Regions from separate parts of the Mus musculus genome. Here region 1 is linked to region 2. A link is a loop called in an ENCODE intact Hi-C map of the cell type or tissue named here. Cell type or tissue: heart. All regions are shown on one strand. Region 1 overlaps Tmem131 (transmembrane protein 131). Region 2 overlaps Cnga3 (cyclic nucleotide gated channel alpha 3).

What was found. Peaks named below come from ENCODE experiments on the same cell type or tissue, not always from the same donor. Only the 100,000 strongest peaks of a DNase experiment are listed, where the experiment ranks them.
Region 1: it touches region 2 in a loop (2.3-fold over the local background); 10 of 42 quality-filtered maps call a loop at or near these places.

Annotation. Positions count from the first base shown.
Region 1 is chr1:36,902,056-36,907,055 of GRCm38, forward strand. The region is part of intron 1 of Tmem131 (transmembrane protein 131); the gene reads right to left. Among named protein-coding and RNA genes, the nearest start is that of Tmem131, 35 kb to the right of the region's middle. In heart, a CTCF peak has its summit at 2,215; a DNase peak (open chromatin) is centred at 676; H3K27ac peaks cover 192 bases.
Region 2 is chr1:37,247,773-37,252,772 of GRCm38, forward strand. All of the region lies in intron 3 of Cnga3 (cyclic nucleotide gated channel alpha 3), which reads left to right. Among named protein-coding and RNA genes, the nearest start is that of Cnga3, 31 kb to the left of the region's middle. In heart, CTCF peaks have their summits at 3,100 (motif pointing left) and 3,300; a DNase peak (open chromatin) is centred at 839; H3K27me3 peaks cover 241 bases.

The sequences.
Region 1 (5,000 bases), 350 kb before region 2:
GTGGACGAGAGCAATGACGACAGGGGCTGAAAGAAACTGAAGGGCACTATCTACATGCAAGAAACCAAACAAGTTTAGAAAATATTTTCCGATGGAAAAATACTTTTAAAAAGTCTAAATGGACTGCCTGGAGTGGTGGCGCACACCTTTAATCCCAGCACTTGGGAGGCAGAGGCAGGTGGATTTCTGGTCTACAGAGTGAGTTCCAGGACAGCCAGGGCTACACAGAGAAACCCTGTCTCGAAAAAACAAAACAAAACAAAACAAAACAAAACAAACAAATAAAAGGTCTAAATGGGCAAACATGCCATACTCATTGGCTGAGAAATGTAAATATGTCCAATCTTTTCATTAGATCCTATGAAAATCTCAGGACAGCTTTCTGTACACACAGACTAACTTGACAGTATTTTTTGACTTTCAAAAGGTTTGATGCGAGTATGAAAATGGTATCATTGAAGAGCTCTGGAAAGCCTTTCTTTCACAAAAAGCGACCAACAATTGAAAGAGTGCTGGCTCACATTCTAAAAGACACCAAAAATACCCAGCGGAACTGGTGGCATTTACCTGGCTCCTCTCCCATTCTCTTCTCTCTGGCTTTGTGGCAACTCTATCACCAGTCACCTCCACAGTGGGAACCAGCCTGGCAGTCACCAGGGAGGCAGGAAGGCCTGGCAGGCCTTCAAAGGTTCACTTCCAAAGAGCTGTCTACGTGACCTGTACGCTGAGTCCCTGTGAGGCTCCACCTGGACAGCTTTGATCTGACACAGAGCTGTCTATCTATAGAAAGTTTGGACCCTAGGAACATTGGTCAGAGAGATCAAGGTGTTTCAGGTTTGCTTTTAATCTAAACCGATTTCATCCTGTAGGGCAAATAACTATTAGGGAAAAGTTTCTGACATTTTTACTAAAGACTGAGCCTTGTTTTGCTGGTGTAAAACACTGCGACACAGCAACAAGCCTAAAAAGGAGGCAGAGAGAGAGCCTGGCTGCTGTTCCTCCGCACACACATCCCTGTTACCTGCAGAGAGCTGGCTCCAAACGGACCCTGGGAATAATTCTCAAAGCACACAGCTCCCCTGACCGAGGATGGCTGCGAGCGTATTCCTATGTCTCCCTAGACCCTGCAGAGCCCTATGAGGCCAGGCCTGAGAACAGAGGTGGTGAGCAGGAGGCCCTCAGGCAGTACAGAGCTTTTGTTGATGCCCATCACCTGCTGTAACTCCAACATGACATCATAGGCCTTCCAGAACTTTAAATCTTCTGACCATTTCATTTTTAAGAAACACAAATAATCATTGTCTTTTAAGGAAATAAAAGTTTAGTTTTGCAGTTTACACAAGCTTGGCTGTGCAGCAGAGCCCTGGAAGCCACAACAGCAAGAGGACCAGAGGCTGAAGCTGAGAACATCACAAGTGCTGAAGGATGCAGAAGAACCAGAAGAAACAGTGTGAGCTCAGGGCTGGAGGGGATCCTCCCACTGGTACAAATGAGAGCCTTGACAACACAGTCATGGGGCACAGTGCCAGACACTGGTAATCTCGGCAGAGGAATGGGTAGAGAAGCCAGCCTGCTCTACATGGTGAGGATGAGTTCTAGTCCACCCAGGCCTACAGACCCTGTCTCAAAACAATACAGGCACACGCGCGCGCGCGCGCACACACACACACACACACACACACACACACACACTCCACCCACGACTCCCACCCCCTTGTACTGCTCTCCATTTTAAAACAAGACCATGAGTAAAAAGAGAATATATGAACCCTGAAAAAAGCCAAGGTCAGAAAGCAAACCCCTGTAAGCACAGCCTGCCCGGGCATACACACTGCACCTGCCCGGGCATACACACTGCACCTGCCCGGGCATACACACTGCAGCAACTTTTCATCAAGGAAGTGGCTCTCTGGGAGCAGGCGACCAGAACCCAAGAGGTAGAGCGAATCCAGCTCGCTTTGCCTTTGGACTACATCACTGGCCCTTGGGGTTTTGTTTTTGTTTGCTTGTTTTGCTTTTTTGTTTTAAGAAAGAGCTCATCTTGTAGATTAAGCTGGCCTTGAAATCATGATCTTCGGGCCTCAACCTCTCAAGTGCTGGGATTACAAGTATGTGTAAGGAAGTTCTGTTTGATCTCGAGAGAGGGTGGGTGGGATGACATTGTTTGGTGGTGAGTTTCAAACTAAAGACCATGCCCCTGTTAGGCAAGCTCTTTACCACTGAGTGGCAGCGCAAGCCTCTCAAAATTTTAAGTCAACAACAAAAGGACAGCACCAGGTTTTGTTCTGTTTTCTAAATCTTTTCTATAAAATCTACCTTAATTGCATTTCAATACTATATAAGCATGGGGTAAGATAATGTATATCCCAGAACTTCATACTTAACAGCTCTTTTATGTGTAAAAATTCTTTTTGTATGGGTTTGTCTGCATGTACATGCAAGCCAGAGGCCAGCCTCAGATGGTGTGCCTCGGGAGACATGCACCTTGGGTGTTTGTTGTTGAGACAGGTTCTCTCGTTGGCCTGGAGCCCACCAAATAAGCCAGGTTGGCAATGAGCTCCAGATCTGCCTCTGCCTCTCTGGTGCTGGGATCACAAGCGTGTGTCACTGTGCCTGGCTTTCTTACATGAGTGCTGGGGAGTGAGTGACTTATAGTCTCATGCTGGCAAGGCACAGCTCACCAAGCCCACAGCCCATACAATCTGTCAATACTGCCTGCATGTGTGGTGAGGGAAGTGAGGCGCAAACAAAGCCGCTAAGGGAACTGCCAACTGTGGTCATCTACTTGCCCAGCATGCTCCTCCCCATACACTTCTAACGTTTGAAATTATTCCAAACAAGCTTAGACCAGGTGTAATAGTATAACACACCTGTAATTCCCGACACTCTGGAGGCTGAAGGGGAGGATTACAAATTCTTGCTACAGAAGGGGGGAACAGGGAAAGATAGGGGAAGAAAAAAACATTTACAAAAAGAAAAGGCACTTATGTAGACATAAAAAAAATCTAACACTAGATAGCTACATGTGTTTTTACAAGGCATATCAAGGTGCAGTAGATTCACTTAAGTATGCCATGTGAGAAGTGCTGGTTACAAAGGTGACTAGTGTCCTTACTGCTACCACAACTGTTACAGTAATAATAAACTTTTTGGTCCCACCCGTCAATGGTAGCAGCCCTTGGGAGAATGAACCCCGAATCTCACTGGGCAGCACAGTAGAGCTGACCCTGGTGGTGGGGGAAGTGGGTATGCTGGCCCTGAGGGCATGAGGGCAGAAGAGCAGGCTACAGCTCTTGCTGGCCCAGCTAGCCAGTGGGGCATTGGAGCAGTGCTGGAGAGCAGGCCCTGGAGGTGTAAATGCAGGAGAGCTGGCAGGCTGACCAGCTCAGCCACCACCCAGGCCCAGATCCAGGACTCTGAACTGTTTCACCCCAACATCTATCTACACCATCTATGAACTGCCAGAGCCTGTGAAGGGTTTGGGACTGCAGATCCAAAGCTGTGGGACCTCCATGACAAAGGGCAACAGGAAATCTGGGAGGAATCCCAGTGAAGAACCGGTATTGATGGTGTAGCAGAAGCCAGAGGACTCAAAGCAAACCAGGGACCCACTGCAATGAACTTCTGCAAATAAAGAAGTGTGGACAAAGGGTTTACTGTGTGACACACCACAGCTTCCACATGACATTTTGCTTTGTTTTTATCTTTATTTTTATTTCTTTTGTGGGAGGAAATTGCAAGGGTGGAAGGTGGATATGGAGGGGCAGGGAGATGAGTGGGATTAAGGTGCTTGATGGGAAATTCACAATAAAAAATTAAAAATAGGGGCTGGAGAGATGGCTCAATGGTTAAAGCACTGACTGTTCTTCCGAAGGTCCTGAGTTCAAATCCCAGCAACCACATGGTGGCTCACAACCATCCATAATGAGATCTGACACCCTCTTCTGGTGTGTCTGAAGACAGCTACAGTGTACTTAGATATAGTAATAAATAAATAGTTTTATAAAAAGTTAAAAATAATAAGCTTTTGACATATATGTAAGAATAGTGGTATTACAGCTATCTTTAAAATGTCAGTTAAAGTCAGACATGATGGCACATGCCTCTAACTCCAGCACTTGGGGAGGTAGAGGCAGGAGGATCTCTTTGAGTTTGAGACCAGCCTGATCTACAATGAGTTCATAAGAGAGCCCATCTTAAAAACAAAACAAAACAAAACCCAGAAAGTGTCAGTTAAATGATCCACTTATGTCAATTTAGCTACTAGAGGGGGATTTTATTGTGTTATACAATATCTAATAATAAATAGACATGTGTTCTAGAGCTGTAATATCTATGTTACATAAATGAACAGGATACAATATGTAAAATTATATTCTAAACATGAGATGATCCATATCCTGCATGTTTTCCCTATAACCCCCTCCACAAATGACTGAAGAAGTAGAAATGAAGAGTAGCTTACACTCAAAACAGAAGAAATAATATAAATAACAATTGGGCTTGGTTGCAGGCCAGTATATGCCTACCATAATGTTCAATGTTCAGCATCACAAAAAGAAAGCCAACAGCGGAAAACAGAAGACGCAAATGTTACAAATGGCTTTTGGTTTGGGAAGAGTGATAAAGTGGGTAAGCTTCCAGGAGACTGGACAGTGGAAATGAAAAGACACACGCCATGCTCGAAGGAAGGGAAGCCAGGGTCAGCTATACTTCCACAATTGTGACAAGGCTGACCAGCAGCAATGTCAATAATTCTGTCAATACGGTCACCAACTCAGGTTACAATATGGGCAAATTCCTTCAAAGACTCAAAATGCCAAAGGTTACTCAGAAAAAAAAAAAGGGTTATTTTGAATAGTCCCATATATACCAAATACAATTAGTTTGTAGTTAAAAGCCTTCTCAGAAAAACAAAACAAACAAAACAAACAAACTACCTCCAGGCCTACTTTGACTCATGATGAATTTCTCCAAATATGATTTTTTAATTTTAAGTG
Region 2 (5,000 bases):
AAAAAACTAGCACTAAGTCCGGCTGAGGCACCTCCAGCCACTGGCTCCCACAGTGCTCTCCTATCAACAGTGACCGCTGCAAGGTACAGTTTAGCTCTGTGAGGCCACCTGGCTTTCTTACCTCCGTGTCACAAACTTGTCCTGGTGGCGACCACTGGAGGACAACACTCGTGGGATGCTACGATAGATAGTATCTAATTTGTATGAAGCTGACTGGTACCCTCTATCACATCCTTGGGTGGATCACAGATGGGGGCCATAGACCTGAAGCAGAGATTCCTAAAGGGGTTGGGAGCAGAAGAGACATGAGATCAAATGTGGAGATGAGTTTGCCATTGGTCAATTTTCTGGCCCGCTGATTGGAAGAAAGAAGTTACATCTTCAGGAGAGGGCACCCTGGAGAGCCATGTCTGGTCTGTGCAGGTGAGGATAGCAAGTAGCTGCTCCCTCCCCTCATCCCCAATGAAGAAGGTTCCAGACTCCCTTCACCTGAAAAGGTTGGAAGTACAGAAGGCAAAGGTACCACAGAGCCTGGCTCACCACCCTGCTCAGGGGCGAACAGAAGGAAATTGAGTAGAAGCTAAGGCTCAGAAACTAGGGGGAATTCAAATCATTAAACCTTATTTAACCAGAAGCCTGGATTTAGCCAAGTGCTTTTCCTCTCTTCCCCCAAGCTTTTGCCAGCCCTAAGTACACACACACACACACACACACACACACACACACACACACACACAATTTGTTCCTCATAATAACAATGCATCGTGAACAGAAAGGCTGGGAAGAAGTGGGTGGGGCTACTGGCACAGTCACCTCAGGCAAGACAGGCCTGAGTCATTGAAACCATTCTTATTCCTGTGGTGCTGTGGTCTCTCTGCCTCCTTGCAGCGCCTGGCCCATGGCCAGAAGTGATGTGAACACTTGGAGCAACTTGCAGGAGGAATAAGTACCCAAGCTCCAGACAAGCACACTAGCTTTCCCTTTCCCTACCCCAGAAGCCATGGCACCACCATCCCACCACCCCAACCCTTACCACCTCACCTCTCTACCCTGCCACCCCATTACCACCCCCTCACCCCCTCATACCCCTACCCCTGCATGGAAGCCCCACTTTGCCTCTCTCTTTTCCTGCTTACCATCTTCTCCAGACACCAGCAAACCATTCCAGAATTGTTTAATAAATCCATCGCCAAGGGGAGACACACAAGTCTGTATAATTTCTCTGAGGAACTCATATTACTTTTTGTTCTTTGTTTCTATCATCTGGGAAGCCAAGGGGTTTCAGGAAATAAATCCTTTCTGGTTTAATACCCTCTTTCACTACATACTCAAGGGAACAAATTTGGAGTTCCCTAGCAGACCAGTGGGGTGGTTTCCTTCGCTATAAGGATGCATTTTCTTTCTTTCTTTCTTTCTTTCTTTCTTTCTTTCTTTCTTTCTTTCTTTCTTTCTTTCTTTCTTTCTTTCTTCCTTCCTTCCTTCCTTCCTTCCTTCCTTCCTTCCTTCCTTCTCTTAAGATTTATTTATTTCATTTATATGAGTACACTGTAGCTGTCTTCAGACACACCACAAGAGGGCATCGGATCCCATTACAGATGGATGTGAGCCACCATGTGGTTGCTGGGAATTGAACTCAGGACCTCTGGAAGAGCAGTCAGTGCCCTTAACCACTGAGCCATCTCTCCAGCCCCAAGGATGCATTTTCTATGCTACAACCTCAAGGTCCTGAGAACTGAGATCCAGGGAAAGGACCTTGTTTTAAGGCCAGCTTGAGCTAATCTCCAGGGAGCCACCAGAGCCACCTGAGGAGGAAATATCCTTCCCCTGGTGACCAGCCTCTCGAAAAGGTGATCTGCTGTGACGATGTTCTGTCACAGACACTGAGCTGGCAGATGAGTTTGGCGAGTGAGTATCAGGACAAGAGTCCTGGACTGTGTGAGTGAGGGTGGACGTGGCCATGAGTGACCACAGGCATGCATGGGTGACTAGGTCTGTGGCTTCTGCCTCTTAGGGATGCCAGGGCTCCTTCCTGAAGGTCAGGGGAAGCCATCCACATCAGAAGGAAATGGCCAACTGCTTGATTTGCAGTTGACAAAGGGCCAGAGCTTGGTATTTATTTTCTTCCCCATATGTTGACTTTAATTCCCTCCTTGCAAGAAGGGTGTGCCCGGTTTGTGTTAACTATGACAGCAAAGCCATCCACTCAGATGCCACCAATCAAGAAAAACAAAATGAGCCGGGCGTGGTGGCGCACGCCTTTAATCCCAGCACTCAGGAGACAGAGGCAGGCGGATTTCTGAGTTTGAGGCCAGCCTGGTCTACAAAGTGAGTTCCAGGACAGCCAGAGCTATACAGAGAAACCCTGTCTCGAAAAGGGGGAAAAAAGGAAAGGAAAGGAGAGGAGAGGAGAGGAGAGGAGAGGAGAGGAGAGGAGAGGAGAGGGGAGAATGGAGAGGGGAGAATGGAGAGGGGAGAGGGGAGAGGGGAGAGGGGGAGAAAAAGAAAAAGAAAAATGACTTGGCCACAAAGCTGTGGATACCATGAGATGTGCTTGCTCCCTGGCTTCCAGGCAGGGAAAGGCTCTTAGGGATTGGAAGCCATGAGCAGCTTGTGGAAGTCCTCATGCTATGTCCTGTGGCTAGGATGTGGGCAAGGATGAGGGCACTGGTACCGGCTGCCCCAGGGCCCGTTTCATGGACCCACACTGGAAGCCACAGACCAAAGGATGAAACTGAAAACTGCCACCAGATGGGGATGTTTGGGCATAGGTGACGATTCTCTCTGGGCCGTTTCTTTGTAGCTAGCTTCCTATTTCCAGATTTCTCATTTAGTTCTCAAATACGGAATAACTTCTCCCTTTGGGACCGAATTGCTCTTAGCTTAAAGCAGCCATATTTTGCAAGTCTGTATAATGTTTGGGCCAGTGCTGGGTAGATTCAGGGGTGCAGCTGGATAGCACTGGGCTGGGTCCTCAAAAGTTGGGTAGCAGGAGTTTGAAAAGCCAAAACCTGTAACACATACCCTCAAAAGCCCGACCAAAGCAAGCCCAGACTGCCATGTCCAGTGAGCCCAATAAGCTTGTGGGCAGCGCCCTCTGCTGGTGACATTCATTAAGATGGAGGATTTGTCTTTGTGCTTGATTAGCAAATAGAATAATTCTTTGTTCCACTGTCAAAAGATAAAATTATTTTTAATATTTCTTAAGTCCATTTTATCCACAATACTAGAATCATGTGTCTCCAAAACCAAATATGATCTCAGAACTGTAGCCTGTAATGCCTGGGCAGCACTAATGGCTAGGGATTAGATACAACAGCAACTCATTTGGCTGAAGCTTGGCACTTTCTCCTATGAGAGTCAGATGGTCATGGCTAACAGGACGACATTTGCCTGCTGTGACCAGCTGAGGCTTGGCTGTATGGTAAAGGTCCTTTGCTAAATGGAGCTTTCTGGGACTCCTACAAAAGTAGGTTAGAGTTCCATACCTAAAATCTCCTTCGTGAAGGAAGGCATCCTCGGGCTTAAGTAAAATTAAAACGGTTTAAAGAACATATTTATCGACAAAACTTTGAAGTGTTAGGCTGGTGATGACAGCTCACACTGTAGATGGAAATGGTGTCAAAAACCAAGAAATGACACAGTTGCTCCTGCTACAGTGGCTGTTGCTTCCTCCTCTTCCTTCTCTTCCTCCTCCTCTTCTTCCTCTTCCTTCTCTTCCTCCTCCTCTTCTTCCTCTTCCTCTTCCTTCTCCTTCCTCTTCTTCCCCTTCCTCTTCTTCCTCTCCCTCTTCCTCCTCTCCCTCTTCCTCCTCTTCTTTTTCTTCTTCTTCATAAGCACAGGTCATTTGCATAGGGATGGTGCCACCCACAGTGATCTGTGATGCTCCCCTCGCACCAATCATTAATCAAGACAGTTTCCCACAGAGGTGACAACAGGTCCGAATAACCCAATTCAGACTCCTTCAAATGAATCTGGATGTGTCCAGTTCAGTTAAACCTAGCTAGGACAACCAGTTCCAAGGATTGGAAGAGTAGACAGGTTTTTTTTTTTCGTTTTTTTTCTTCCTCCTCCTCTTTCTTGCATGTGCCTATGTCTGTCTGTATCCATGTAGGTGCACACATCTGTGCATGTGGAAACCTGAAATTGAGTCCAGTGTCTTCCTCCATCACTCTTCACTATAGTTTTTGAAGTAGAGACTCTCGATGAACCCAGAGCTCACCAATTCAAAACCAGCTTGCCCACGCATGTTCTCCCTCCTGGGTGCTGGGATTACAGACAGCCGCCATGTCTACCCAGCCATTACATGGGTTCTAGGGATCCATACTCTAGTTCTTGTGCTTGTACAGTGAGCACTTTATGCCCTGCCAGCCAGCTCCACAGCCCTGCCACAACACTGTAAAGCTACATATAACTATGCATTACAGCCAGCAAAGAAACCATGGGACCTGCAGGCCTGCAGCTACAGGGACATTCGCCATCACTACAAACAAGGGAGTGGTGTGGGGTGGAGAAAAAATGGCTCCTCTAAAACCTCCCAAGAGGTCACAACTCTGTGTTGGAAATGGTGAGACCCATTCTTGACTTTCAATTTATAGATCTGCAAGATAAGAGGTTCATCTTTTAAATCACGTGTTCTGATAGCAATGTACGCCAAACAAATTTAACTATTATTTAGAACTCCTTAAGGGTCCTCTTATCTTGGTTTGTTTTATTCTGGTTTGTCAGACAATGTCCTAATTAGCTTCAGCTGTCGACTGGACACAGCCCAGAGTCATGTGAGGGAGTCTGAACTGAGGGATTGCCTAGATCAGTTAGCTCCATTGCAGCATCTGTGAGGGATTGTCTTGACTAATGATTGATCCAGCCCACTATGGGCAGGACTATCCCCTAGGCTGGTGGCCCTGACCTGGAAGTGTAAACTGAAATAAACTCTTTCCTCTCCCAAATTGCTTTAGGCCATGGTATTTGTCTTAGGGTTTCCATGGCTGTGAACAGACACC